Regions from separate parts of the Homo sapiens genome. Here region 1 is linked to region 2. A link is a loop called in an ENCODE intact Hi-C map of the cell type or tissue named here. Cell type or tissue: heart right ventricle. All regions are shown on one strand. Each heading gives the region's core, and the rest is flanking DNA. Links, peaks and the distances in the headings are about the cores only. Region 1 has its middle 65 kb from the start of TWIST1. Region 2 has its middle 140 kb from the start of HDAC9.

Region 1 (15,708 bases), core at 3,816-11,815, 700 kb before region 2:
GGTGTTTGGTTTTTTGTTCTTGCGATAGTTTACTGAGAATGATGATTTCCAATTTCATCCATGTCCCTACAAAGGACATGAACTCTTCTTCTTAACATCTGTTGGGTTCACTCCATACCATGCTTCAACTCTATTGCTGGGGTTGAATGAAATCTGGCATGAAACAAAAGATCACTTACTTCCTTTCCTTCAGGGCTCCCATGCACTTTTCCACCCTCCAAAACCAGTTCTTACTCTTACTCTTTTTTTTATCTCAGTTCTTTGTAATATATGTCTGCTTTCCTTTTCTCTCCGAAACAATGCAAAGCTAAAAGGTTCATCCTTAGCCATTCCTGCTCCCTGAACATTGAGATTTTAAAGTAATTATGACAGAATTTTAAGGACTCAAAATGCAACTATTTCATGAATGACATAGTTCATTGATTTCCAGCCTTTCTTCTTTCCTAAAATGCCCCAGTGGGGGTCCAACTCCCTTCGTGGCCTCTTTTGGATAGCTATGGTATTGTATGTATTGATATTTACTTTATTATAAATAAAAACTTGAAAAATATTTTCTAAAAGAATATATTTTCTAAGACTAAGAAATATGAGAAAAGTGACATTGTGTTACAGTTTTGCAAATCTCTTGATTTCTGATTCTGCTTCAGCATTTAATCTTTTGCAACATGCTGTTTTGATTGTCATATGTAGCAAAATTTTGGCCTCACTAAAAAATGTTGTGGGACAAAGGACTATTTTGCTAGCCTTTTTAAGGTAATCATAAATATTCTTCTTTGATATTATACCAAAACTCAGCAACAGTAGTTTCTTAAAGATGAGTTTTGATGGGGGATTTGAAACTATATCAGTGCATTTTTTCCTTCTCTGTTACATGAAAATCTATTAGTCTATGTCATATGTTGAATATAACTTTTAACCATGCATAACTTTGTAACAATATGCATTTATATTTGAAAATTATTGGTTAACTGAGTTACCTAGAACTTCCAAATCTTGACACATTTTATTATGTAATATCATAATTCCAAAATCATTAATATCACCAATATCTTCCAAAAAGTATTAAGTATTGGGAAGCTTTCGAGCTCAGGGCAGTTGATGTAAGTTTTCCAAAATTTGAAATTTTTGTTTGAAAGATTAAATTTTATCATTAGCAACGAACATTTTCAGTTATTGCTTTGGAGTAACAAGCTTATTTTGGTCATTTTCAAGAAAATGTCTGCCAAATACCCATGTCTAAATAATCATAGTTTGACAGTCATTCTTTCATGTAAAAAATGACACTCACTCACCTTTCCTGTCTCCTCTTGAACCCCACATACTCATCAGCAAGGAAGAGGTTTTTTTACACTTATTATCATAAACAAAGATGGGCACAACACACAGGTTCAATATGTTTTTGGATAAATACTGATTAGATCTCATTTCTCCAGAGTGAGCCAGTCAGTTATCCTTTTGCCTAGTGCTAAAGTATCGATTTCAGCAAGTCAATTACCCTTCTATTTTAATATGCCTAAATGGATAAAGGAGTTTCTGATGTATACATATTCATATACACACATTTACATATATTGCAAGCACCTATATCCATTTAGGTGTATCAAACTTTGGCTCTTTCATGCATACATATACCGTGCTCATTTATTTAAAAGAGAAAAATTACTAAAAAAAATATTTTTTTTTAACAAGAATCTCTGTTTGCTAAAGTTATAAAGATACCTCAAGCATGACCGTGATATAAATATTCATGTTCAGCATTACAGAAAAGTGTGCCTTCTAGTATTTAAGTCTCACAATTCCTATAAACTCTTAGGGTCTGTGTCACTTTTTAAATCAGGAAAAAATAGTAAGAAGAAATGATCACTTGAATAATGAGAAACAACCTAAAGTAGTCTATTGCTTCCAAGTTGAGATAATTGATAAATAAAATAATTTGAGCCAATTTGTATTAGTTCTTCTTTTTAAATTTACAGAAAACTGTTTTGACTTAGTTTCAAAAATATGCAAATATTAGACTAACTATTATTTTTTCTTGGCATTATTCTAGATACACCTATACAGGTAGAGCAAAACACAGAGCAAGCACTCAGCTGGAGAATTTAATCAATGCAGACAAGCAAATCATTTATTTTGTTTTGTTTTGTTTTTCCTAAACAGAAGATTTGGATGCCCAATTTGTAAAATTGTCTCCACTCTCTTTACTTCATTCCACTATATGTACAAAGCACACATGTCTAATAGTAGTTATTGCTTTGGGATAAAAGAGTATAGAGTGGTGATGGTGGAGAGGATGTGTATATGTGTTTGTGAAGTTTCTCTCAAAGCCAACATAAAGCAACATTTGCCTGGAAGGTTTGTAGATACATCCTAGAATACCATTACATGCATCCAGAAAGGGGGGCTGGGATAAAGATTGCTAGCCTCAGTAAAACTTAAAAAACATTCCCTAGGTTAAGAATGTGCCTTTTAGGTCTTAGGTAAATGATACTTTTGACTCTATCTATCTTATCTTTCTTAGAAAATATAGTTTTAGTGGTGGCAGCAGGATAGTTCTTAACCTGCTTGTCATATTTTTCTGATTTTACTTTCACCTACTGGAACTGAGTTGAATATGGGAAAATACAAACTGTTTCTGCAAATAAATGAATCATCAACTGGACTTGGTACTGATAAGTGAAAGAGTTTGGAAGAAGCGTTCAAACTGATTTCCATTTATTAATCACAGGTGTTTTTAAAAAGTGGCTCAATGCTAACATCATATTAAAACTTGTTATAAAACAAGGAACCCATAGCTACAAAGAGGCAGAAAATAGATTAAGGCTTGAAACTTATTTGGATATTTTATCATATTTATTTTATTTTTAAAATTATAAATTGACAAATTATAGCTATATGTATAGCTAAATTATAGCTATATGTATAGCTAAATTATAGCTATATGTATAGCTAAATTATAGCTATATGTATACATATATACAAAATGATGTCATGATTTGTGAATACAGTGTAGAATTAGATCAAGCTAATTAACATATCCATCATCTCACCTGGACTTTTGTTTGTTATAGAACCTCAATCTAGTTGCTTAAACCTTTTGAGCTTCAAGTTCTCCATTTGTAAAATAGGAGCAGTAATATCTTTCAAAGATCAAAGGAGATATTATATGTTCACATATGTAAAATGACCCATGACATAGCATAAGCGCTTGATGAATGCTCATTATTTTCCCTTATATTTTCCAAGATAATAGTCCTAGTAAAAATAGTCCTAATTAAATTGATTGACCATTTTTAATTGGAATTTCAGGATAGCAATAGGGCTAAAATACTAGGAAGTATTCCCAATATCATAGGAATTTAGACATTAGAAAAGTAACAGTATAATTTTTGAGTCTATAAGAAATTTACCTCTTTAATAGGAAAGCAACATCATTCAGTACTTTGGTTACTTTCTGATGTAGTAGAATTAGTCTTCTAATTAAGTTGCAGTTAATGCTATTATACATCATTATGTTTAAATGGAGTATCTGGAAGATGTCTCAATTAGACAGTCCTCCCAATGAAGTGTGTCCTGTAGGTTAATAGAAATCACTTCCTTTACCTTGGATAGTGCTGTTTGGAAAAAATACCAAAGGCCTACTCATTAAAAGGTCAAAATTGTGCTTCTCAGTTAACACTCCATTAAGTCAAACTGGGAGACTTTGCCATGACTGCTGTGATTTTTGTCAGTCTGGCTGCAAATCAATCAAGACGTTACATTCTGAATTACAGTATGATGTACAGTTTGAGGCAGAATAATGCACAGTGAGATCAATAAAACTCTTCAAAAGAACCAAAATCTGGCACTTGTCAGAATAATTCACCATTTTATTATTATGCAGGTGTGATACAATTCAGAAAATAATTTGTAATTAAGAAAAATCAGACAAGATGGAGAACAAGAACAAATGTGGAGATGACTTCCAGAGGCAAGAAAAAACACTTCACAGAAGAATGGTAAGTTTAAAAGAGTAACATTATCTGCTGTACAAAGCATTTTGCACTATGACAGTAAATATCAAGACACTGGAAAATCTTTTTTTGTCCATGAAGTACAAGATTGTGAATACTTCTTAACTGCTACTGCTGTGACAAATGTCTGCAGATAGTTAAGTTACTGGAAACCTGGAACTGGGTGTAAAATGTATACAATACTAATGTCTAGGGTAAAAATTTTGGGTAAGGCCAGTGTTTCACCTGACTTTGACTACCTGGAGCATGCTGCCTTATTCTACTTATAGTCTGGGAAGGAGTCACAGAAGGCAAATGCATCTTGCTCTTTCGGACTTAAGCTGCACACAGCCTCCCATTTCTTTGGCTAAGAGAATTGAAAATTTTCAAAGACAAAGATTGATGAGAAACATTTTAGAAGATGAATCTTTGTATTTCTTGTTTTTGCTGGAAATGACTTTCTTCAGGGCACACACACAAGGAAATATAAAGGAAGAACTTTTCTCAAGAATATTATTAATGTAGTCTTGTCGAATATTCTAGAAAATCATAGGATATTTTTATATTTTAAATATCAGTACATAGCCAGGAATGAAAAATATTACCAACAAATTTTTTTAGATAGCCATTCATTTATTATGGACTCAACATTATGTTTTACTTTTTTTTTTTTTTTTTTTTGAGACAGGGTCTCTCTGTCACCCAGGCTGGAGTGCAGTGGCACAATCTCGGCCCACTGCAACCTCTGCCTCCTACGTTCAAGCAATCCTTCTGCCTCAGCCCTGCAAGTAACTGGGACCACAGGTGTGTGCCACCACGCCCTGCTAATTTTTGTACTTTTTGTAGAGACGGGGTTTCACCACATTGGCTAAGCTAGTTTCGAACTCATGGGCTCAAAGTAATCTGCCCACCTTAACTTCCCAAAGTGCTAGGATTACAGGCATGAGCCACCGTGCGAGGCATAAAAGGAATGCACTAACATTACATGTGGCACCAGTATTTTTAATCTCCTCCTTATTTACCTCTCTGGAGTTCAGTCTTATTCCTTGAATTCATTTGTATGCATCCTTAATATGCTTGTGATAATACTTTGTATAAACTATAATTTTCTTTTCTCCAAAAGTGGATGTCATTTTTCAGAGTTAAGAAATGTGAGAAAATCTTTGTTTCTTCACTGGGCAAATCTAACCTTTTCTAATTCACTAAGTGGTTATGATCTTTTACTGGCATGTAGTTTTTTTGTGGGGGTTCAGGATACACATATACACATAGTTGAATAGGAGACCCTAAATAAATAATAACATTGCAAGACTTGTCAATCAAACTGAACCAGTTTATTGGTGAACTGGAGATTCCAACAACTAAATAAGGCTGAAAGTTGGCACCCAGTGTGAAGCATTATAGTGGGTGGCTTCATTAGGAGCTTCTGGTATGTAAAAATTGATCCAAAGCCTAAGTCCTCATCATCTAACTTAGAATGGCATTCTAAAAATTGTGCCCAATGGCACCATCCATAGAGGCTAACATGGTGGCAGGAATCAAATTGGAGCACTGTGGTGGACAAGATGTGCCTCTCAGACCTCACTTCATAGGAGGACATGTTCCCCTGTCTATCAGCAGGCAGCCTCCATCTGTCAGCCCCTTCAGGGTTTGCCTCAGCTGCAGTGTACTGTCTGGCCAAGGATCACTATTTCCCAGGGCAGACCACCTCCAGTGACTAGTCAAGACGGGATTAGAAAAGCTTGGCCATTTTAGCTGCATGCTGCATAACTCTAGCATAATTCTAATTCCAGATCTTGCTGTGAGGATGACAGAGGTTTTATAGGGCTTGAATCCAGACTTCCCCTTTGACCCTTTCTGCTTCTTCTGTTTCCCTTCCATAGGTGTTAATCTCTAAAAACTTCACCTCAGCCTCCGCTTTCAGAAAAGCTTATTGGCAGCAAGCACAATATGAATTTGTTGAATTTCTGGGCTTCCATATCTCTATTTGCTCCTTTTCTTTGATTGTTTATGTTGTGTATAATGACTTTCATTAGATACTACCTTAAGTGCCTAACAATATTTGTCCTTCTCTTTAAATCAAGCTTGTCTAACCCATGGCCCATGGGCTGCATGCAGCCCGGAATGGCTTTGAATGTGGCCCAACATATTTCTTAAAACATTATGAGATCTTACCAATTTTTTTAGCTCATGAGCTGTTGTTAGTGTCAGTATATTTTATGTGTGGCCCAAGACAATTCTTCCAATGTCGCCCAGGAAAGCCAAAAGATTGGATACCTCTGCTTTAAATCATGTGACAAATCCTGTGTTCTACGGCTAGACATTTTTTGGTTCTACAGTGCTATTCTGACTATTACTGTGTAGTTGTCTAAGTCTTTTCTTAGGCCTGGAAGTACTTGTTTTATGAATCTGAGTGCTCCAATGTTAGATGCATATATATTTAGGATAATTTTTTCTTGTTGAATTAAACCCTTTATCATTAAGTAATGCCCTTCCTTGTCCTTTTTTTTTTTTTTTTTTTTTTACTGTTGTTGGTTCAAAGTCTGTTTTGTCTGATATAATAGTGACCTCTGCTCTTTTTTGTTTTCTGTTGGTGTGATAGATCTTTCTACAACACTTTACTTTGAGCCTGTTGGTGTCATTACATGTGAGATGGGTCTCCTGAAGACAGCAGATGGATGAGTCTTGTTTTTTTTATTCAACTTGCAATTCTGTGCCTTTTAACTGGGGCATTTAGATCACTTACATTCAAGGTTAATATTGATATGTGAGGTTTTGATCCTATCTTGAAGTTGTTAGCTGGTTGCTTTGTAGTTTCTATTTTGTGGTTGCTTTATAAGGTCTGTGGGTTATATATCTCAGTGTGTTTTTGTGGTAGTATGTATCATTCTTTTGTTTCCATGCTTAGAACTACCTTAAGGATCTCTGCTAAGGGTGGTCTAGTAGTAACAAATTCCCTTAGTGCTTGCCTTTCTGGAAAAATATTATTTATCCACTGTTTATCAAGCTTAGTTGGTGGGATATGAAGATCTTGATTGGAATTTTTTTTTCTTTAAAATGCTAAAAATAGGTCCTCAATCTCTCCTTACTTGTAAGGTTTCTATTTGGAAGTCTACTCTTGATGGGGTTCCCTTTGTAAGTGATACGACCTTTTCCTTTAAATGCCTTTGATTTTTTTCTTTAGTGTTGCCCATGGAGAGTCTGGTAATGATATGCCTTGGTGATGTTTATTTTGTATAGGGTCTTGCGGGTGTTCCCTGGATGTCTTGTATCTGCATGTATCTCTCTCAAGCAAGATTAGGGAATTTTTCTTGAATTACTCTGACAAATGTGTTTTCCAGGTCATTTGCTTTTTTTGCTTCTCTCTCAGGAATGCCAATAAATTATAGGTTTGATAGTTTACATAAGTCCATATTTGTTGAAAACTTTATTCATTCTTTAAAATTCTTTTTTCTTACTTTTATCTGACAGGGTTAATTTGAAAGACTTGTTCTTCAAGTTCTGAAATTACTTCTCTGCTTTGTCCAGTCTATTGCTATAGCATTCCATTCTATTTTGAAATTCCTTAAGTCAGTTTTTCAATTCCAGAAGCTCTGATTGATTTCTTTTTAAGATGTTTATCTCTTTCTTCATTTCCTGGATTGCTTTAGATCACTTGTTGTTGTTGTTGTTGATGATGATTTTCAATCTTGGATCTCATTCAGCTTCTTTGCAATCCATGCTTTGAATTCTTTATCTTTCATTTCTCAGTTTCCATTTTGGTTAGGAACCATTGTTGGAGAGCTACTGTGATCCTCTGGTAGTGTCAGTACATTCGGATTTCTCAAGAATTTTTATGATGGTTCCTTCTCATCTGAAGAAGATGGCACTTTTAATTTTTGTAATTATTTTCATGTGGGTAGGATTTCTCTTCTTTCTTCTTTCCCTATATTATTGTATTTATTTCTCCTTCCCTTCCTCCCATTACTCCAGGGGTTGTGACTATAGAGGATGTTGGATAGGGTCTTTGGGCTTTGCTTCTATAGACCTATGCCCTTCTCTCCACGGGTTATATACTGGGATGTGCAGTTCAAGGGAATGGCCAGTAGGTGGCGATTATGGGTAAAAGCCAGCTCCAGCCAATGTGGTTGGGTATATGCTTATTTATTTAATTTTTTATTTATTTATTTTATTATTTTTTATTACACTTTAAGTTCTAGGGTACAGGTGCGCAACGTGCAGGTTTGTTAAATAAGTATACATGGGCCGTGTTGGTTTGCTGCACCCATTAACTCGTCATTTACATTAGGTATTTCTCCTAATGCTATCCCTCCGCCACTCCCCCACCCCAAGACAGGCCCTGGTGTGCGATGTTCCCCGTCCTGTGTCCAGGTGTTCTAATTGTTCAGTTCCCACTTATGAGTGAGAACATGCGATGTTTGGTTTTCTGTCCTTGCGATAGTTTGCTGAGAATGATGGTTTCCAGCTTCATCCATGTCCCTGCAAAGGAGATGAACTCATCCTTTGTTATGGCTGCATAGTATTCCATGGTGTATATGTGCCACATTTTCTTAATCCAGTCTATCACTGATGGACATTTGGGTTGGTTCCAAGTCTCTTCTATTGTGAACAGTGCCACAATAAACATACATGTGCATGTGTCTTTATAGCAGCATGATTTATAATCCTTTGGGTTTATACCCCGTAATGAGATCGCTGGGTCAAATGGTATTTCTAGTTCTAGATCCCTTAGGCATCGCCACACTGTCTTCCACAATGGTTGAACTAGTTTACAGTCCCACCAGCAGTGTAAAAGTGTTCCTATTTCTCCACATCCTCTCCAGCACCTGTTGTTTCCTGACTTTTTAATGATTGCCATTCTAACCGGTGTGAGATGATATCTCATGCGGTTTTGATTTGCATTTCTCTGATGGCCAGTGATGATGAGCATTTTTTCATGTGTCTGTTGGCTGCATAAATGTCTTCTTTTGAAAAGTGTCCGTTCATATCCTTTGCCCACTTTTTGATGGGGTTGTTTGTTTTTTTCTTATAAATTTATCTAAGTTCTTTGTAGATTCTTGATATTAGCCCTTTGTCAAATGGGTAGATTGCAAAAATCTTCTCCCATTCTGTAGGCTGCCTGTTCACTCTGATGGTAGTTTCTTTTGCTTTGCAGAAGCTCTTTAGTTTAATTAGATCCCATTTGTCTATTTTGGCTTTTGTCACCATTGCTTTTGGTGTTTTAGTCATTAAGTCCTTGCCCACGCCTATGTCCTGAATGATATTGCCTAGGTTTTCTTCTAGGGTTCTTAAGGTTTTAGGTCTAACATTTAAGTCTTTAATCCATCTTGAATTAATTTTTGTATAAGGTGTAAGGAAGGGATCCAGTTTCAGCTTTCTTCTTATGGCTAGCCAATTTTCCCAGCACCATTTATTAAATAGGGAATCCTTTCCCCATTTCTTGTTTTTGTCAGGTTTGTCAAAGATCAGATGGTTGTAGATGTGTGATGTTATTTCTTAGGCCTCTGTTCTATTCCACTGGTCTGTATATCTATTTTGGTACCAGTACCATGCTGTTTTGGTTATTGTAGCCTTGTAGTATAGTTTGAAGTCAGGTACCATGTTGCCTCCAGCTTTGTTCTTTTTGCTTAGGAATGTCTTGGCAATGTGGGCTCTTTTTTGATTTCATATGAACTTTAGTTTTTTCCAATTCTGTGTAATATTGGATAGGGATGGCATTGAATCTTTAAATTACCTTGGGCAGTAAGGCCATTTTCACGAGATTGATTCTTCCTATCTATGAGCATAGAATGTTCTTCCATTTGTTTGTGTCCTCTTTTATTTCATTGAGCAGTGGTTTGTAGTTCTCCTTGAAGAGGTCCTTCAAATCCCTTGTAAGTTGGATTCCTAGGTATTTTATTCTCTTTGTAGTAATTGTGAATGGGAGTTCACTCACAATTTGGCTCTCTGTTTGTCTGTTATTGGTTTCTAGGAATGCGTGTGATTTTTGCACATTGATTTTGTATCCTGAGATTTTGCTGAAGTTGCTTATCAGCTTAAGAAGATTTAGGGCTGAGACAATGGGGTTTTCTAAATATACAATCATGTCATCTGCAAACAGGGACAATTTGACCTCCTCTTTTCCTAATGAATACCCTTTGTTTCTTTCTCTTGCCTGATTGTCCTGGTCAGAAGTTCCAACACTGTGTTGAATAGGAGTGGTGAGAGAGGGCATCCCTGTCTTGTACCAGTTTTCAAAGGGAATTCTTCCAGTTTTTGCCCATTCAGTATGATACTGGCTGTGGGTTTGTCATAAACAGTGCTTATTATTTTGAGATAACGTTCCATCAATACCTAGCTGATTGAGAGTTTTTAGCATGAAGCGCTGTTAAATTTTGTTGAAGTCCTTTTCTGCATCTGTTGAGATAATCATGTGGTTTTTGTCATTGGTTCTTTCTATGTGATGGATTACGTTTATTGATTTGCATATGTTGAACCAGCCTTGCGTCCCAGGGATGAAGCCAACTTGATCTTGGTGGATAAGCTTTTTGATGTGCTGCTGGATTCGGTGTGCCAGTATTTTATTGAGGATTTTCGCATTGATGTTTATCAGGGATATTGGTCTAAAATTCTCTTTTTTTTTGTTGTGTTTCTGCCGGACTTTGGTATTAGGATGATGCTGGTCTCATAAAATGAGTTAGGGAGGATTCCCTCTTTTTCTATTGATTGGAATAGTTTCAGAAGGAATGGTACCAGCTCCTCCTTGTACCTCTGGTAGAATTCGGCTGTGAATCCATCTGGTCCTGGACTTTTTTTGGTTGGTAAGCTCTTAATTATTGCCTCAATTTCAGAGACTGTTATTGGTATATTCAGAGATTCAACTTCTTCCTGGTTTAGTCTTGTGAGGGTATATGTGTCCAGGAATTTATCCATTTCTTCTAGATTTTCTAGTTTATTTGCATAGAGGTGTTTATAGTATTCTCTGATGGTGGTTTGTATTTCTGTGGGATTGGTGGTGATATCTCCTTTATCATTTTTTATTGTGTCTATTTGATTCTTCTCTCTTTTCTTCTTTATTAGTTTTGCTAGCGGTCTATCAATTTTGTTGATCTTTTCAAAAAACCAGCTCCTGGATTCATTGATTTTTTGAAGGGTTTTTTCTGTCTCTATCTCCTTCAGTTCTGCTCTTATCTTAGTTATTTCTTGCCTTCTGCTAGCTTTTGAACTTGTTTGCTCTTGCTTCTCTAGTTCTTTTCATTGTGATGTTAGGGTGTCCATTTTAGATCTTTCCTGCTTTCTCTTGTAGGCATTTAGTGCTGTAAATTTCCTTCTACACACTGCTTTAAATGTGTGCTAGAGATTCTGGTACATTGTGTCTTTGTTCTCATTGGTTTCAAAAAGCATCTTTATTTCTGCCTTCATTTTATTATTTACCCAGTAGTCATTCCGGAGCAGATTGTTCAATTTCCATGTTGTTGTGCGGTTTTGAGTGAGTTTCTTAATCCTGAGTTCTAATTTCATTGCACTGTGGTCTATGAGACAGTTTGTTATGATGTCTGTTCTTTTACATTTGCTGAGGAGTGCTTTACTTCTAACTATGTGGTCAATTTTGGAATAAGTGCAATGTGGTGCTGAGAAGAATGTATATTCTGTTGATTTGGGTTGGAGAGTTCTGTAGATTGCTATTAGGTCTGCTTGGTGCAGAGCTGAGTTCAAGTCCTGGATACCCTTGTTAAGCTTCTGTCTCATTGATCGTGTAATATTGACAGTGGGGTGTTAAAGTCTCCCATTATTATTGTGTGGGAGTGTAAGTCTCTTTGTAGGTCTCTAAGGACTTGCTTTATGAATCTGGGTGCTCCTGTATTGGGTGCATGTATATTTAGGATAGTTAGCCCTTCTTGTTGAATTGAATTGATCCCTTTAGCATTATGTAATGGCGTTTTTTGTCTCTTTTGATCTTTGTTGGTTTAAAGTATGTTTTATCACAGACTAAGTTTGCAACCTCTGCTTTTCTTGCTTTCCATTTGCTTGGTAGATCTTCCTCCATCCCTTTATTTTGAGCCTATGTGTGTCTCTACACATGAGTTGGGTCTCCTGAATACAGCACACTGATGGGTTTTGACTTTTTATCGAATTTGCCAGTCTGTGTCTTTTAATTGGGGCATTACCTCATTTACATTTAAGGTTTATAATATTATGTGTGAATTTGATCCTATCATTGTGATGTTAGCTGGTTATTTTTCTGGTTAGTTGATGCAGTTTCTTCCTAGCATTAATGGTCTTTACAATTTGACATGTTTTTGCAGTGGCTGGTAATGGTTGTTACTTTCCATGTTTAGTGCTTCCTTTAGGAGCTCTTGTAAAGCAGGTCTGGTGGTGACAAAATCTCTGAGCATTTGCTTGTCTGTAAAGGATTATATTCTTCCTTCACTTATGAAGCTTAGTTTGGCTGGATATGAAATCCTGGGTTGAAAATTCTTTTCTTTAAGAATGTTGAATATTGGCCCCCACTCTCTTCTGGCTTGTAGAGTTTCTGCTGAAAGATCTGCTGTTAGTCTGATGGGCTTCCCGTTGCAGGTAACCTGACCTTTCTCTCTGGCTGCCCTTAACATTTTTTCCTTCATTTCAACCTTGGTGAATCTGACAATTATGTGTCTTGGGGTTGCTCTTCTTGAGGAGTATCTTTGTGGTGTTCTCTGTATTTCCTGAATTTGAATGTTGGCCTGCCTTGCTAGGTTGGGGAAGTTCTACTGTATAATATCCTGAAGAGTATTTTCCAACTCGGTTCCATTCTCCCGGTCACTTTCAGGTACACCAATCAAACGTAGATTTGATCTTTTCACATAGTCCCATATTTCTTGGAGGCTTTGTTCATTTCTTTTTACTCTTTTTCCTCTAAACTTCTCTTCTCATTTCATTTCATTAATTTGATCTTCAATCACTGATACCCTTTCTTCCACTTGATCTAATTGGCTACTGAATCCTGTGCATGCATCATGTAAGTCTCATGCCATGGTTTTCCGCTCCTTCAGGTCATTTAAGCTCTTCTCTACACTGTTTATTCTAGTTAGACATTTGTCTAATCTTTTTTCAAGGTTTTTAGTTTCCTTGTGATGGGTTCGAACATCCTCTTTTAGCTCAGAGAAGTTTGTTATTACCGACTTTCTGGAGCCACTTCTCTCAAGTCATCAAAGTCATCCTCCATCCAGCTTTGTTCCATTGCTGGCGAGGAGCTGTGATCCTTTGGAGGAGAAGGGGCACTATGGTTTTTAGAGTTTTCAGCTTTTCTGCTCTTCTCCCCATATTATGGTTTTATCTACCTTTACTCTTTGATGATGGTGACCTACAGATGGCGTTTTGGTGTGGATGTCCTTTTTGTTGATGTTGATGCTATTCCTTTCCATTTGTTAGTTTTCCTTCTAACAGTCAGGTCCCTCAGCTCCAGGTCTGTTGGAGTTTGCTGGAGGTCCACTCCAGACCCTGTTTGCCTAGGTATCACCAGTGGAGGCTGCAGAATAGCAAATATTGCAGAACAGCAAATATTGCTGCCTGATCCTTCCTCTGGAAGCTTAGTCTCAGACTGGCACCTGGCTGTGTGAGGTGTCAGTGGGCCCCTACTGGGACGTGTCTCCATGTTAGGCTACACGGGGGTCAGGGACCCACATGAGGAGGCAGTCTGTCCGTTCTCAGAGCTCAAATGCTTCGCTCGGAGAACCACTGCTCTTTTCAGAGCTGTCATACAGGGACATTTAAGTCTGCAGAAATTTCTGGTGCCTTTTGTTCAGCTATGCCCTACCCACAGAGGTGGAGTCTACAGAGGCAGGTGGGCCTCTTGAGCTGCGGTGGTCTCCACTCAGTTCGAGCTTCCTGGCCACTTTGCTTACCTACTCAAGCCTCAGCAATGGCAGACGCCCCTCCCCCAACCAGGCTTGCCACCTTGCAGTTTGATCTCAGACTGCTGCGCTGGCAGTGAGCAAGGCTCCGTGGGTGTGGGACCCACCAAGCCAGGCACGGGATATAATCTCCTGGTGTGCCATTTGCTAAGACCATTGGAAAAGCACAGTATTCAGGTGGGAGTGTCCCGATTTTCCAGGTACCGTCTGTCACGGCTTCCCTTGGCTAGGAAAGGGAAATCCCCCGACCTCTTGCATTTCCTGGGTGAGGTGATGCCCCACTCTGCTTTGGCTCTGCCTCCATGGGTTGCACCCGCTGTCTGACCAGTCCCAATGAGATGAACCAGGTACCTCAGTTGGAAATGCAGAAATCACCTGTCTTCTGCATAGATCATGCTGGGAGCTGCAGACCGGAGCTGTTCCTATTTGGCCATCTTGGAGTGGATCCCCTGAATGATTATTTTTCACTCAGAGAAGCTCTCCTGTTGCCTCTGTCAATGGGTTAATCTGTGGGATGCACAGCAGTTTGAACTCCCTGCTTAGCCTCAGAGGGGCAGGGGAAAAGATGGGCAGGGCCAGACCAGGTAGGTTCCCTGATGGTAAGTGTAAGCTCCAGTGCTGAGGGTGAATCCAGTGGGCAGCCACCAAGCACCCAGAGGTGGGCCTAGGTGTGGAGCTGGCAAACATTCTCTGCTGGAGTGGGTGGGACAGTGGAGGCAGCCTAAACTAATAATCCAGAAGAGTGGATGCTCCAGTTGCTTGCAGTTCTGTCTGGAAATGAAATTGAGAGGCCCTCCCAGTACCAGGGTCTCTGCATAGGAAGGCTGGGTGTACTCAAGCTGCTGATCCAGGTGAGGGTGTGCTCTGAATGTCTGGAGATCTGCCTGGTCTTGGAGTGGAGAGGGCCTCACTTCACCACAGTCTCTGCACAGGAAGGGTAGGGTGGCTCAGGCTCCTAATCCTGGCAAGCAGCTTCTCTGATTGCCTGGAGATCTGCCTGAGATAGTTTATTTTCAGTGCAAAATTGAGCTAGAAGAGCAAAGAAAATGTTAAGTATTTGGAGAAATCTAAGGAAACATTGATTTTGCAAATTAATAGTATGGGGTGAAATTATGAGTAAAATACGTAATAATGACATGGAAGTTGAAGGTCATAACTGAAGTTAGAGTGTTCTAAAGACCTAAGATTGCTTTGGAGTCAGGTAATAAATACTGATCAAATTTGTATACAACAAATTAGGTATACATATTAAAATTCTAAGGCAGCCATTAAAAGAATAAAAATAGAATATATAACTTAAAAGCAGGATAGAAAAAAAGAACAATTAAAAGATCAATTTAAAAAACGAAATGAAGAAAAGAAAACAGAAAACAGAAAATGCAGAATAGCTGTAAGTACAGAATACATATTAAAATAAATCCAAGTTTAAGTCATAGATATTTATGCCACAAGGAAAATATAAATTTATATTTTCTTATCGCATAGCCTCTAATATAGTATATATATCAAGAATTAGACAAATCCACTATCATATTGGGAGGTTATAATTCACCTCTCTCCTTAATTGATAGATCAAGTAGACAGAATTTTTTTTTTTTTTTTTTTTCTCTGAGATGGAGTCTCGCTCTGAGATGGAGTCTCACTACACTCGCTCCAGCCTGGAGTGTAGTGGTGTGAGCTCACCTCACTGCAACCTCTGCCTTCTGGGTTTAAGTGATTCTCCTGCCTCAGCCTCCGGAGTAGCTGGGACTAGAGTCATACACCACCATGCCCAGCTAATTTTTGTATTTGTAGTAAAGACAGGGATTCACTATGTTGGTCAAGCTGGTCTCAAACTCCTGACCTCA
Region 2 (15,708 bases), core at 3,129-11,128:
AAAATAAAAGCCATGGATTAAAGGCTTTAGGAAAACCCACCTTATTAAATCCTAGCCTTCCTTAAAAAAGATAAACCGAATTAATTATAACTAATGGTTGTAATTACTTTCAAAATATGCTTTTCTTGACATAAACATTCTTTAATCAATCCAAAATACAAAAATGCTTATTAGTGAGTTTACTATTTTAATAAGCTGTATCAACACATGTCTGAAACTGGTATCTCCAGGTATTTGAATCAATCTGGGTGGGATAAGTCTCTTTTGTTCTACCATAAATTCAGCACTTTCAGTCAGGCATAGATTTTTACTAGAGGAAATATACAAACTAGATATAACAGTGCATATTTCTGACCTTTAAAGACGTAAACCAGAACTCTTTACTATTCAAGATTCTCTACCTTCAAATATGAGACTCATGAATACTTATTGCTAAGATATAAATGTAGCATGAAAGCCAGTATATGAAATTTAAAGTCACCAGCAAGTTAAGTTGATATCAGATTATCTTTCAATAGCAATCCATTCACTCTTTTACAATGTCTGTCTATAAAATTTCCTACAACATGAATAAGGGTTAAAAAAAATTTCATCAATCCAGGGTCAATTTTTGCTTATTTTTTAAAGAGAAATCACTGCTAGTACACTTAACATTTACACTCATAATTCCAAGCTATTTAGAACTGTATACCATATACCTATTTATTTTTTATAATGCCTTTAAGAATCATAAATCTCCAAATTCCCCAATATTTAGAATCTATATCATGATTTTAATGACTGGATCATCTAAGTTACCAAGAAACTTGTTTTTAAGTTACCATGATTGTTAAAAACCAAAGTTCTTCTACAAAGATAATAGAAAAATATAACTTTCCTCTAACACAAATATATAGAGAAATTAGGTTTGCAACACATAAGCATCACAGATTTCTATTCTGTGACAATAGAATCCTACGATCTCTGCAATTCTGTTAGTGAAATTTGGAAATGAGGACTGGAATAAATGCGGAAAGTCTACATGGTCAAGTATGAAAGGTTAGATCATTTGCAGCCTAACAGCTCATTCTGTTCTCCCAGAAACAATTCATAATCAGTGAGGAGAGCTACGACACCTAGGAGAATTGGAGAATGTGCTGGTGCTCCATTTGCTCCCCCTCTGGTGACTCCTTAGGAGCAGGGAAAGCAGTAAGTTAGCCTAAGAAGGTGGCCCATGCTGAGTCAGCACTTGTCCTTGAACCAAGAAATTCCAGAAGGGCGGGGAGCTGGCAAGGAGAGAAGGGAAGAAATAAGGAACACTTGGAGGAAAATAGCATATCATGTACTGACGGTGAGTCTCCTGAGTGTATCAGTAATTAGTTGGCTTTATGCCAGAATGTTTTTTTTTTTCTCTCTCTCCTTGCAATAAACGAAATAATACATTAAAGTGTTTTGTGGACTATGGACAATTTGGAAAATTACACATTTGCAACAGCATTGCTCTATGAATTAAAGTTAAGGTCTTTTCCTTAAACAGAAGTAGAATTAACCATATATTCAACAGAAATCTAACCCTCAGTAAAATTTTATGCCTATTGAGTCAGTTAAAATGTTTCTAAAGAAAGAGAAATGAATGTTTCCTTTGGTTTCCCTGGTGTAATATAAGTGAATATAATTATTTACCAAATATACAGAATAAGAATGTTTAAATTGAAATAATTAAATTTCAATTTAAAGGTTTTCAGGTCTTCTTGAGGTGCAGTGGTAAAGAAGGGGTAGGGAAGGCAGTGAATACTACCCAAATAAATCGACATGCAATAGATTAGATGTTTGAAATGAACTGAAAGCAGTGGTCTAGGTAACTTCAGGAGAGAGGTGTGGGTGGATAAGAGGCTTTCATCACCATTTACTTTCACTTACTTATGTATTGTTTGAGATTTTTAATGAGTACCTGTAATTTTTGGAATTTAATATTTTAGGAGAAGAAAACCCAGTTTTTCTCCTTGCTAGGTTTGATCAGACAAAGGAATACATCTCTCCAACTTTCAATATCTTAGTATAGTCTATAAAATACATTATTGTTCATAGTTGGATGGTATGTAGACAAAGAACCACCTGGGAGGAAAAAAAAAATTTGCTAGCTAAAGCACTTTCTTATAATTCTCAGAAGAGGAGAAACACCATTCCATTCTGAAACTAGGCTCTTTTGGAAGAAGCTTAATGAACTGAAAATTTGCCCCTTAACTGTGGCATGTTACAAAACTGATCCCAGACAAGGGTAATTATTCTGCCATTTCTTTAAATAATTTTCAGGTATATAACTTACTGCTAATTAATTTACCCATTGATCATTATTTGTCTAGTATGAAAATCAATCATTCAACTATTATGTATAAACAAATGCTCTAGACACTGAAAGTAAGTAAGTATAAAAAAATGTCAACTCTTGGAAAGTAAACATTTTTACTGGTATAACAAGACAAATAAAAAAAATTGTCAGCAATGTACTACATAATAATTTTGAAATGAGTGGTGCCAAGAGTGCTGTAGTAACTAAATGAAAGGAATATATTACTCTTTGAGGAAAGAATATGGAAATCTTCAAAAAGGAGATGAGATTGAAGTGGACCTTGAAAGATGAAAAGAATTTATTAAAGTAACAGTGAGAGGAAAAGCACTTGAAACGGTAATTCTTAAATTCTCCTTTTTTTCCACAGCAAATGGAGAGGCCTCTGGAAATTTATGGCTAAAGAGATGTTCAGAAAGTGTAGGGGAAAAGATTAAAATGAGGATAACAAGTCATAAGGTTGATGCATGTTTCTAGAAAAAGGAAAATAAAATAAGGAGAAGATACTGAAAAATATTACCAAAGGACATTGGGTCTAAATGACTGAAGGAGTACGACAGTACAGAGGAAAAACTTGAACATTTCACTTATGTAAACTAGAAAAATGATGGCACAAAGGAAGTCCATCCACTTGGTGGCAGATATGAGTTTTGCCATAAATGTTTAAAAGTAATTGAAAATGTAGGAATATACATAGGATAAGAGGTTAGGACTGGAGATTAATCTCTTAATTACAATTATAGTTGAGTCCAAGAAACCATAAAAACTTTCTGAAAACAATCTAGAACAAGAAGAGCAGAAGAGCAAGAAGTGAGGGGTTTAGAGAGGAGAATCGGAGGGTGGAAGGTGAGGTAACCGTGTCCTGTGGCAATGCTAAGGCAGAGCAGAAGGTGGTGTCAGCAGGAGCCCTAACTGCAGAGGAAAATGAGGGTTAAGAAAATGCCCTTCAGTGTGGTTAGAAAATCACCGAAGTGGCCAGGCACGGTGGCTCACACCTGTATTCTCAGCACTTTGGGAGGCCGAGGTGGGCGGATCACCTGAGGTCAGGAGTTCAAGACTACCCTGCCCAACATGGTGAAACCCTGTCTCTACTAAAAATACAAAAGTTAGCTGGGCACGGTGGTGCGTGCCTGTGGTCCCAGCTACTCGGGAGGCTGAGGCAGGAGAATTGCTTGAACTCATGAGGCAGAGGTTACAGTGAGCTGAGAGTGTGCCACTGCACTCCAGCCTGGGTGACAGAATGAGATTCCATCTCAACAAAAAAAATCACCAAAGCAACCTTGCTGGGTCCCTGGAGACACAAAGCAGGTGCTGGGGACTACAGTTACATGCAAGTTCATTGTACTATTTGCTCTACTTTTATGCAATTTTGAATTTTTCATTCTCAAGTTTTAGAAAATGTGAATGAGAGTTGAGGAAAAGCAGGTTAGTGGAAGAAAAGAAGTAAGAAGATAGTTTGGGACAACAGCAAATATCCTTCCCTCCTTGTCCCTTCACTGCCACAATTTACTATTTAATTTATTTTATTTTATTTTAGACAGAGTCTCACTCCGTTGCCCGGGCTGGAGTGCAATGGTGCGATATTGGCTCACTGCAACCTCTGCCTCCCAGGTTCAAGTGATTCTCCTGCCTCAGCCTCCCAAGTTGCTGGGTGTGCACCACCACGCCCGGCTACCTTTTGTATTTCTAGTAGAGATGGGGTTTTGCCATGTTGTCTGGGCCGATATTGAACTCCTGACATCATGTAATCTGCCTGTCTCAGCCTCCCAAAGTGCTGGGATTACAGGCGTGAGCCACTGTGCCCGGCCTCACTGCCCCAATTTAAGAAAGAAGTACTGGGCAGTGATGAACAGTGCAGGTTTTAGCATAAGGCCTTCTGGGTTGAAATATTAGTCCTACGATTTATTAGCTGTTGTCCTTGGGCAAATCATGGCAAATCACCTAATCTGGTATTAATTGAATACTACTGACTATGTGACAGGTACTTTGCATAAATTTTTTCACATAATCCTCACCACATTCTTCTAACGTGGTTATTATACCTCAATTTTCCAGTTCAGAAATATCAGTGAGGGGACAGGTGTCTAAAGTTATAGCTAGAGTAAGTGGTAAAGCCAGGAATCAAATGTGTATCTGTAAATTCTACTAATGTCTAGTTTTGTGTTCTTAAGTACTAAGTGATATAGAGAAGGAATAACCTATGGCACCATGCATTCGATTAAAAGATAAGTTCCTAACAATGATATCAAAGGATATGTAGGTATACTTATCAAGTTCTTCATGTTCTCATCTGCTCCCATATTTCAATTTTTTCCAAATTCCAACCCTCAGAGAGAAAACACTCATTCGAAGTTGCTTAAATTGCCTCAGCTTTTAAAATCAATGCCAGTTTGCATAAAATAAAAATCACAAGATATTCATGTTTCCAAAATCACTTTTAAATATCCCACTAATCATTAACTACTGTCTCAACATAGCCACACCTAATAAGCTAAAAGCTATTTATAACTTTATAGGAAAAAAAACTGTTTCTTCTACCTCCTACATAAGTGTTTGTGCTCCCAACATCAGTGGACTCAACACATTACTTCCCATTCCTAAATTGCAGGTGAAACTCAGTTGCAAGAGCATTTTTGTCTAGATCACAACCACCTTCTAAACTTCTTTGTTGTTGTTTTGTTTTGCTTTGTTTTTGAGATGGAGTATCTCTCTGTTGCCCAGGCTGGAATGCATGGCACCATCTCAGCTCACTGCAACCTCTGCCTCCGGGGTTCAAGTGATGCTCCTGCGTCAGCCTCCCGAGTAGCTGGGATTACAGGTGCCCACCACCACACCCAGCTACACCTTCTAAACTTCTGCCACATTCATATGAGCCCCTCTCCAATCCAATCTCCATAGAGAAACCAGAATAATCCTATCAAAAGCAAAATCAGATAATGTTGCTGTTTTTCTTTTGCCCTCTGGAGGCATCACTCAACCTAGAAACAAATCCAAGCTCCTCACAAAGATCTTTCAGTCCTGGCCAGTTACCTCCCCAAGCCACATCCTAGCTTACTTCTTGATTCACAGTGAAACACTGAGACACTAGTTCAGTTTCTGCAACAAGCCATGCTCCTTCCTGACTCAGGGCCTTCTCATACTCTGTTCCTCTGCCTGGATAACCCTTTGCCCAATCCTTTATGTGGTAGGGCCACCTAAGTTCACCTCCTCAGAAATTCTTTCCTAACTCTCTAGCCTAAAGTTGGCCCCAAAGGTTATATATACTTACTGACCTTTTTTTTCTTAGAATTGATTTCAATCTGTAATTATGTATTGTTATTTTTTGTTTATATACTGTTTTGTCTGTCTCCTATACTGGCTATAATTCCACAAGGGCAGAAATTGTGTTTGTGTTCTCTCCCTTCTCCTTTATTTCTTTCTCTCAATAAACAACCAAACAAGGCCTAGCACACAATTAGCAAGCAATCAAAGTTTACTGAGGAAAAAAAAGGAGAACAGAGACGACAGAAGGAAAGAAAAAGTCAATTTAACTGCTAGGATCACCCAAATACGATTTTTTTAAATCACAGCTTAAAGGTCTGTTCAGGCATTTCTCATTGTTTCTTAATACTGATTGATGTCTACCCTTTTTCACATATATATTAGATTGGATATATAGGAAGAATGTCAGAAACGAAGTAACAATAAGACATAGTGAGGGGGACCTAAAACTGTTTCAGGCTCCTACACTAAAATCAACTCCAATAAATCCTATAAGATTCTATAAGATCCTAGAATGGTATAAATTTCCAGGTATTTTTAAAATTCAATGATCATAGGGAAAATGCCATTAATCGTGGGGATGAGAAGAGGTAAGGCATTTCTTAAAATGACTTTCAGTATATACCTTAATGCTAGTTAATTTACCTTTCCAACCCTTATTTGTTGGCTTCTACTGTACATAAACTAATAATAAATAATTAAATGAAAAGAACAACAATCAAAAAACACACCAGGATGCTTATGTCTTACAACTTTAAAAATTCTTATAGATTTTAAATCCTGCATCCCTAGTTATTCATACATTGAGGAGAACTCTACATTTATCTTTTGGCATAGCCGGATTCTTCCGATGCGATCTGAAGAACTTGTGTCAGGAATTCTTATGACAATCTCCTGGGCATCAACCCTCCCCCATGTGCAAATACCGGTTTTATTCATTAACTGACTATTGTCTTTACCTAAAAATCAAGCTCTCTAAAGGAAAAAGGTTGTGAAAGTTTCAACTGAAATTACTCCTATGTTCCCCTGTAGAGAGAGCTGAAAGATCTTTCAAGGACATTAAATAGCCAGAGGTGAAAGGGAGCAACTAACAGGAAGGAAGGGAGGATTCATTCGCAGGAGTCACTATAGGAAGGTCCTCCACTGTGAGGTCGTCAGGATGAACTAAAATTGGAGAGTTCATCTGAAACAACTGGGCATTCTTGATGCTTGGGAGTTACAAGTTTGTTGTCTTTAAAAAAAAAAAAAAAAAAAAAAAAAAACCTATGTGCTGCCCTCTAGAGGCTACAAAGAATAATGGCGCCACCTATTAAAAACTGAAAGGAAAAAGTACAGGCAGGAAGAATTTGTCTTTGCCAAATGTATGACCTAACGTGTTACATTTAGTGTCATACTTCAAATTAGAGAAGTAAATTAATATCATGTACGGGAAATTCTGAATTTGATGCAAATAATGATTCTGTCTGAAGACCCAATTCTGGATCTTCCTTTTTTTCTTTTTTAGTTTTTTTACATGCATTTTTAAAAATGACTTTACTAAGGTATATTTAGATACCATAAATTTGGTCATTTAAAGGGTACAATTCAATGATTTCAAAGTTCATTTAAACCAGATTGTACAATGATCACTATAATCCAATTTTGGAACATTTCAATCGCTTGCAGTAAGATCCCTCTAGCCAGTTTATGGCTAATACCCACCCATTCCTGCCCCAGCCCTTGGAAATCACGAGTCTACTTTGTTTATCTATAGATAGGCCTCTTTTGTTTTTAAAACAGAGAAGTTTAGAATTAAATGCTTCATAACATGACAAGGCAATTCCTCCTTTTTGTAGTGCTTTTCCTTCAAAATGTCCTGCCTTGATCAGTGTCACGAAATGGGGGTTAAATCCCTCACCAAACCAAACTCTGGGGAAAAGTACCTGTAAATGCCTAATTCTCAATGTCTCACACTCTGTATATTTAACCTTCCACAGATTTGAGGGTGATGTTAAATTTGTCTCTAATGTCTCTGAAAATTCACTCTGGGTATACTTTTAGCATGCAGTCCAACAGTCCATTTCAAAATAAGCTTTCACATCCCAAGGTTTTATAAAGGATTCATGGTTTAAATATCTGCCTTCATTAATTATGAGCAACCCATTTTTAACAGAATTTTTTTAATCCTAAATTATTCACTTCTTTAATAATGAACTTATTAAAAGTCTCCGTTTTGAATATCTGAAGAACATGCTAGTTCTGGTAGTATAAAGAGCCTATGTTGAAAATGAAGATTCCCAAGAACCCAGACTCTTGGAAGGTTAAGACCAGAGGCTCTAAACCATCCTTTGTGGTAAAAATCCAGCTCTTGAATTTCTGTGTAACCCTGAGAAGGGTACTTAATTTCTCTGTACATTGGTTTCCTCATGGACAAGTGGAGATAATAAGAGTTTTTATTTCATGTATAAAAATGGTGAGAAGTGTACTTGGAGCATAGCCCTTGGTGACTGTCTGCAATCAACATTATGTGAAAGTTATTTTACCAAGGATAATTATCATCACTTCTGTTTGAGAATAAAGACTGGATTTGTAACTGGTGGTAGAAAAAATGACTGACAATAAGCAGATTGAGGATCTGTAATTATTAATTTATCATTCCTTGTATCACATCCTCTATGGCTCTTCAAGACCAGCTGTGGTTTCAGTGCATTTCCAAGCCTAAGGAACAAACCAGGAAGAATGCAAACACTGGTCTCAGAGATAACAAGTCACATCAGAGCTTACGTGCCCCGATGTGTTGACTGTCTAAAGCTTTTTGTATTGCCTGTTTTAGATCCTTCTGAAGGGCATTTCCCTCACCACATCCAATTGATGAATTGCCTTTTTCACAGAGGTCAGGTTTTGGGATCAAGGCAAAGGGAAAGTGGAGGAAATCTGGGCCTGGATAACTAAAATAAAACAAATTAGACAAAAGAAGAAAGCAAAGATAGGTATTAATGGTTTGATTTTTAAGTTCCTTTTTCTCCTAAGCAATTGATGCTTTAATTCTTACGTACAGCGCATATCTCTGTGAATCAAAACCAGTAGAGAATCAAACCACTATAATTAATATAACAAGGCCTGCTGACTCACCTCCACTAAACACAGTCTCTAAAAGCCTAAATCTGCACATTAGTTGCGATTAATTCTTCTCTCCTCTTTCAAGCACCGTAGAGCAGAGCTTTATAAATAGCAAAGTGTGTTAATTTAAACAAAATATAAGAAACCAATTTTTTCAAGGTGGTAAAGACTGGCCTGCATATTTTCATTATTGCATAATGGTTACCTTTAGCCCATAAACTACAAGGTCATAGTAAGGTCACAATGAAGTGGCAAATGTAATAAATGGGAAGAAAAGTAACTAGAGACCATATTTAAAGTGACTTTTTTCCCTAACTAGGTAAATAAATGTCCTTTTAGTATAGTTCATTCAGTAGGGCTGATTTAAAATAGGTTTTCTATTTGAATCATTCATCCACACCCTATATGATGATAAAATTTCTTTTAAATTTTCTTTTTAGTGCTTTTTTTTCACCTTAAAACATACAACCCAGAATTTGCTAAGTCCCAAATGGTTTAATTTAACTTAAAGGGTAAAGCCACCCTTGGCTTAGAATGTGCATACACTAACATTCAAAATAAAAGAAGGTGAAACAGGTCACACTGTTCAGATTGTGAAGATAACATTAAAATTGGCAAAGAAGAACAAAAATGAAAAGAATAAGTCCATGCTCTTTGTGTTTCTATAAAACCTATCCCTTACACCAGGTGGTGGTAATCCAATGCTAGGAGTTCATGATTTTAAAAAGTTGTGTACCTGCTACTTCACTATAAAACACAAAGGTGCAAAGTCTGCTTAGGCAGAAAATAGCTCGAGATCTTTCAGATCCAAATGTGTAGGTCAATGTGGTAACACAGGCCAGGCATTCTGCTGTGTTTTTCATTTATATGCTGTTGATACCCAAGATACAGCAAATAATGTCATCAATTTCCTTCAATTACCTCATAGAGGATTCATTTGCACTCAGGGAATAAAAAGGTTGCCACAGTAGCTTCAGGATCACTCAGCAGCAAGAATCGGCATTAATAACTATCCTCAGAGGCACAGAGGGAGGGAAGAAAGTCATTTACTTAACATTCTTTAATTCTTTGTGGTATAACAAGACTATGTCATGATTTAGAGCTAAAAAGCACAGTTGTTTTGCTCACGAGAAAAGTCTTTCATAACCTACACAGTTTTTGTGACACATGGAGTTATGAGATCTTAGGCTACCTTTAAATACGGTATCCCCCTGCTGAAAGCTCTCAAACAGCTTGCAGAGGAAAAAAAAAAATCCCAATATTACTTTACTCCTGAGACATCAAATATCCCATGTCTTACTTTATAAAGAAGTTTCTTTGTACAATAGCTAGATAGTGCTGAAGAAAATAACTTTTGTATGCCTGTATCATAACACAGGGTCATGTATAGCTAATTAAGCATTCTTCCTTAGGTTTGATTACATAAAGAGTTGGTTTTGTAATACAATAGCACATGAAGGTCAGTATGGTTATGAGAGAAACCTTAGATGCTATGACAAATCCAATAACTAGCAGGGTATTTGTTCATAAAAGTAAAGCATTTCTCAAAATATTTTGCTGATTTGTTAAGGTACTGGAAGATATTTTGCTGGCCGCCGAGCTGACCTTCTGCAACACCCTATATGGTGAGGCTGTTAAAAGATTTTCTTAGAAGATACAGATTTGTATTTTAGAGTAAGACAGAGACAAAAACAAGGATCATGAAATGGAGGTTCACAAGTATCTGAACCAAAGTGGGGAAAAGGGGGGAAAAAAACAAACATCAGCCAGCTCCTTATTTGCACACCGAGATTCACTAACTCTATATGGTAAGTCCTATTTCCCGTCATTTTCCCTGAATCTAGCATGCTAACCATCATAACGAAAAAGAGTTTGTTTTCACCTTTACGTTCCCTTTGAGTATTTAAAACGGGGAATGACTCACATCTCACAAGGCCAAGAATCTTTGAAATGAACTTCTGGAAAATTTAAAGGTACCTGGAGCTCCTGCAACAAATATAAGACTGCACTGCCCTCCAGAGGTGACTCCCTGGCAATTACCTTTAATCAATTAATGATAGGAGGACCAAGTAACTGTGTTGCAGTAATCTTCATTGCAATTTTAGTCCTTCTATCTCAAATAGTTTTCAAAACACAGGACTAAAAATCAGTGGCAACCTACTGTTTCCCTCTAAGCAGAATATTATATTGTCTCAGCTCTTCTATCTTACTTCATTTTGTTTGAAAATAATATTTGCTACCTCTTTGGCTAAATGTTAAATATTAATATTTTTGGTTGGAGGGCCTATTTATTCATGTACATTTTTCAGAAAAATCAGATTAAACAGACAGCCTAAGGAAACCTTAAGAAACCTGAGGATCCTCAGAGATAACTGAAGGTCACACAAAGAACAGTTCAGAAACAGAATATTTTACTGTCTAATTATGTTGTCATCACTTAACTGAAGCTTGAAGGGTGCCCACAGTTATTGTGAGAAAAATATAAACTCATTTTGAATTTTTTTCTTCTTGAGCTTTTGTTCTCCACAGCTATGTGATCTAGTTCTGTTCTGTTCCACACACACCTTCCAATAGTGGATAACCTTGTATATTGTCACTTTCCACATATTCACCGTCAATTCAAATTTTTTGAGATTTAAGACAAGGCTAATAATTTCTTGATAAAATTGTAATAACCTGTGTGTGTGCCTGTATGAATGACTCAAAACACATCTTTTAAAAGTTCTTGACAAAATTAAACATTATCTACACAGCAAATATTTATGTAGGGCTTTGCAAATGCTAACTCATTTAATAATCACAACAGCTATGCAACAGATAGTTTTACTATCATTCACCTTTTTTTACAGATGAGGCAGATTTTGAGAGATTAACAAAATCACAGAGCTGGGACATGATAGAGCTGAGATTCAACTTCAGTTTAGCTTCAGCGTCCTGGTTCCTAACTTCCTCACTTTGCTTTACATGGTCATTTAAATATATATATCTTCCCTCCCATTATAAAAAGCATTAATAAGATTTAAAATAAAGTTGATACTTTTAATATAGCTGTCTTTTTTTGTTTTGGGGGATTTTTGTTTTATTTTACAATTCATAACACATAGGAAACTTAAAAAATATTAAAACTCTGGGAGATCAAAATGTTGGAAGACAGAATGAAATTGGAAAACAAATTTTTTGTGTGATTACTGCAAATTTTACCAAGTCATTAATCTTTAAGGGGAAAAATATTGAAGCAACATGGAAAAATGTTAACTATCTTACAACGATAAATAAAAATTATATAAGTAAATCAGGCAATGATGTATTAAAGTCAGTATTACATTTTATCTTGTAAATATCAAGCAACTGTTTAGTGTTTTTGAAATAAATCATTGTGATTATGTTTAACGCAATAAAAAATAAAGCAGAAAAAACTATTTACAGCCGACTACTAAATTCATGAAGGAAAAAAAGGAGTTAAGAGGAGACTTTGATTCAATCACAGAGGCTCCGTCACAGACCTACAGTCATTTAACTTAGGCAGGGGTTATAAAATGTATTTCAGGTTGCACTTACAAAACAATGTTCTTGCACCAAGCACGGGTCGACCAGCTACCCAGCGGCTGGGTTCAGAAACTAGAAGGCCCCTGGGAAAGCAGCTCAGTAACTACAAAGCAAATGTGGTCAATGCCCAGTGTCGTTATGGGGATTAGACAGGGGTCACAGCTTCACGGCAGCACCTGCACAGCTATGACATAAGCTTATATTCGACATAAATCATATTCCCTCTGTTTTGAAAGCAAATAATAAAAGAGTTGTTCCATGTCTCTTGACCTTTATTTCTGGGAAAAGTGGATTTTTCCCTTACAGCTATGGAATGTACTAACCATTCCCAGTGGGACAGACTTAGAAACCCCGTCATAGAACAAATGTATAAATATCCACCTTCTCACTTCCAAAGTGATTTGCATCTTACACATCAGTAAAGTATTACTATTTTCTAAAGTAGCTTAAAATAAGGAGAGAAGGGAGAGTGAGAAGGAAGAAAACACACAAAGAGGATACCTGAAAGAGGAAATTAAAATACTTGTATTGATGAAGATACGTGATTGACCAGCTGGTGATAAAGAGAAATTAGATGAGTATTGTCACTGACAGTTGCTAAATGTTGTTTTGCACAAATGCCAGTAAACCTGGTACACAATTAGCTCCTGAATCCATTTTTTTCATGGAATCCAATTACTCAAAATTACTGCCTCCAAAAAGAAAAATTGCTTTTCAAAACTTGGCATTAACATTACTTGAGAGTCAATGAAATGATGTTTTCAGATCTTGAATTTTTAAAATAAATTCTAATTTATTAAAGACTAATGACTTTTGAACCACTGAGTTATACACAGGTACAATAATTCTGAATACCCACAAATACAACTTGAAATAAAGGCAAACTTCAAAATAAAAGATAATAACAAGAGGGAGAAAAAACCTGGAAAACCTATTGAATTAGCATTACCATGCTTATATACTACTATTAATAATAATGAATGATGGCCAGAACTGGCACAAACGAAGTATTCTGTCAGCAAGTAGAAGACCTCCTAATACTGAAGTAATACCTAATTCTCACATATGTTCCAAAGCCCTAATTTCCAAAGCAAAGAACAACTGAAATATACTAAGTATTAATATTGAATAGCCACTTCATTATTTGAGTAAGGGATCTTTCCAAAAACCTTTTATTCTAAATATTCTACATAGAAAGACATATTTTTTCTGCATAGTGCTATTCCTGTTGGCGTGAAAAGTAAAACACAACACCACATTTTTTTTTTTGTCAGGAACTTTGTTTAGAAAAGTATACTTAACAAAGACAATATTAGGGTAACCACCAAGATATCACATATGAAGTTCTAATGCTGTGAAAATTATAAAATTACTAACATAAAGAATATCAGATATGTCCCCCAATTCAATGTTTGAGAATCAAATATTTATTGCATCCCTGCTATGTGCTAGGCAGTGGGGATAAAGCAGATAACATTAAGCTACCATTCTCAGGCACTAACATTATACTGGGAGAAAGAAAAAATAAAGAAAACTATATTAGATGTTAAGATGTTAGCTGTTGATCACTGCTATAGAGAAAAAATAAGCCAGCAAGGAGGAAGGGCAATATCTGTGTGTGTGTGTGTGTGTGTGTGTGTGTGTGTGTGTGTGTGTGTGTGTGTGTGTAGATGTTCTCAAGTATGGGAGGTCATCTGGAAAGACATCTCTAATGAGGTCAGGGAGAGGTGCACAGCTTACCTAAGGCAAGACAGTTTCAAGCACAGGGACCAACAAATGCAAAAGCCTTAGAACATGAAAGACATACGGTGCAGTGCTTTGTAGGCCTTAGTAAGTAAAGAAGCTGAATTTTACTCTGAGTGACAGAAAACCATTAGGAAGCCAATGGGAGAAATTCATGTTCTCATATTGGGAAAATGACTGTATTAAAGTTATGGGAATAGCTTATAGTGGACAGAACTTGGGCTTGAAGACAGATATACAGGTATTAAAATAATTTCTGTTCTTCACAGCATCATACCTATAAGATGCTGTCTCAATTACTGAGTTCTGTGTTCTCAGACTCCATTTAAATAGTCATAATACCTAAACTGCACTACTACTGTGAAGATTAAATAATACAAGCAGCATCCAGGACTGTGCCTGGATTACAGTAAGTGCTTAACAAATAGTAGCTGTAATTTTAATAGTGTTGCAAGAAGTTGAAATATGTGAGTTTAAGTAGGAAATACACCAATTTTAAAAGGGCTAAAGAGAAGGCAGAAGGAGAAAGTTTGTGTTAGGAGATTTTGGATCCTAAAAGTTGTTAAAGGATTCTTTACCTCTAAATACATCTCCAAAAGATGCCAGTAAGAACCACAGCTCAGAACAACAGATGTGTGATTGCATAATGAAATCTTGGTGTATAGTAAAAATACCTAATAGAAATAATTAAATTATGACCCCTACAGTATAATAGATGCCTAAAAACAGTGGTATTTTTCAGAAAAATTAAGCATTTCTTGGGGCATATCTAATTGAACCTTCCCAAAAATCCATGAGTAAGGTATTATCCTCATTTTTTAAATGAGAAACTGAGATTCAGAAAGGGTAAAAGACAAGTTCAAAAATCACACATGTAGTAAGTGTGCTCAAATCTGGTCCATAGTATAAATGCTCAATAAGTGTTGATAGCTAAGCATTTCCTAAATGAACATACGAATCTATACTCCATATCTTACCTCTTAATCGCTGACATTGCCTCTATAATTAATTAAATCAGATAAATGTTTCCCAAATTCTCCTGATCATAAGAATTACCTGGGGTGCTTGTGCTTTTCATGTCCAACTGCAGGACCCAAAATATTTTGTGGAGCAGCCTAGAAACTGATATTTTAAACCAGCAATTCAAGAGATCCTAATGATGAGGGAATTTTGAGAAACAGTTGCTAGTTACTGCATGATCCGTCTTTCAACTCCAAAATTTGCTACCTACTTCTCTCTTAAAATTAAAAGCAAGAATCTATGACTGTCAACCCTTTATCTATTTCAAAACTCAATACTTATCATCTACTTTGTAAAAACAGAGGGCACTGAGATACAGATTAAAAACATACTGCCGGCCAGGTGCAGTGGCTCGTGCCTGTTATCCCAGCACTTGGGGAGGCCGAGGTGGGTGGATCATCTGAGGTCAGGAGTTTGAGAACCCCATCTCTACTAAAAATACAAAAAATTAGCCGGGCGTGGTGGCATACACCTTGTAGTCCAGCTACTCGGGAGCCTGAAGCAGGAGAATCACTTAAATCTGGGAGGCAGAGGTTACAGTGAGCCGAGATTGCATTCCAGCTTGGGCAACAGACTGAGACTCTGTCTAAAAAATAAAATAAAATAACGTAAGATAAAATAAAATAAATAAGAACATGTTGCAGTTTATCAACTTGGTCTAAGATCCCTTTGTTTAACTGAATAGGAATAAACACAATTTACATGGGAGTTGT

What was found. Peaks named below come from ENCODE experiments on the same cell type or tissue, not always from the same donor. Only the 100,000 strongest peaks of a DNase experiment are listed, where the experiment ranks them.
Region 1: a loop joins it to region 2, with 4 times the contacts of the local background. A loop is called at or near these places in 6 of 110 quality-filtered maps.

The regions. Positions count from the first base shown.
Region 1 is chr7:19,044,338-19,060,045 of GRCh38, reverse strand. No RefSeq gene overlaps it. Among named protein-coding and RNA genes, the nearest start is that of TWIST1, 65 kb to the left of the region's middle. In heart right ventricle, for the core only: a CTCF peak has its summit at 8,069 (motif pointing right); a DNase peak (open chromatin) is centred at 8,079.
Region 2 is chr7:18,347,500-18,363,207 of GRCh38, reverse strand. It overlaps a transcript of HDAC9 not described here. Among named protein-coding and RNA genes, the nearest start is that of HDAC9, 140 kb to the left of the region's middle. RefSeq lists a silencer at 5,208-5,502. In heart right ventricle, for the core only: CTCF peaks have their summits at 6,689, 6,888 (motif pointing left) and 10,703 (motif pointing left); no DNase peak of the experiment used is centred there; H3K4me3 peaks cover 825 bases; H3K27ac peaks cover 442 bases.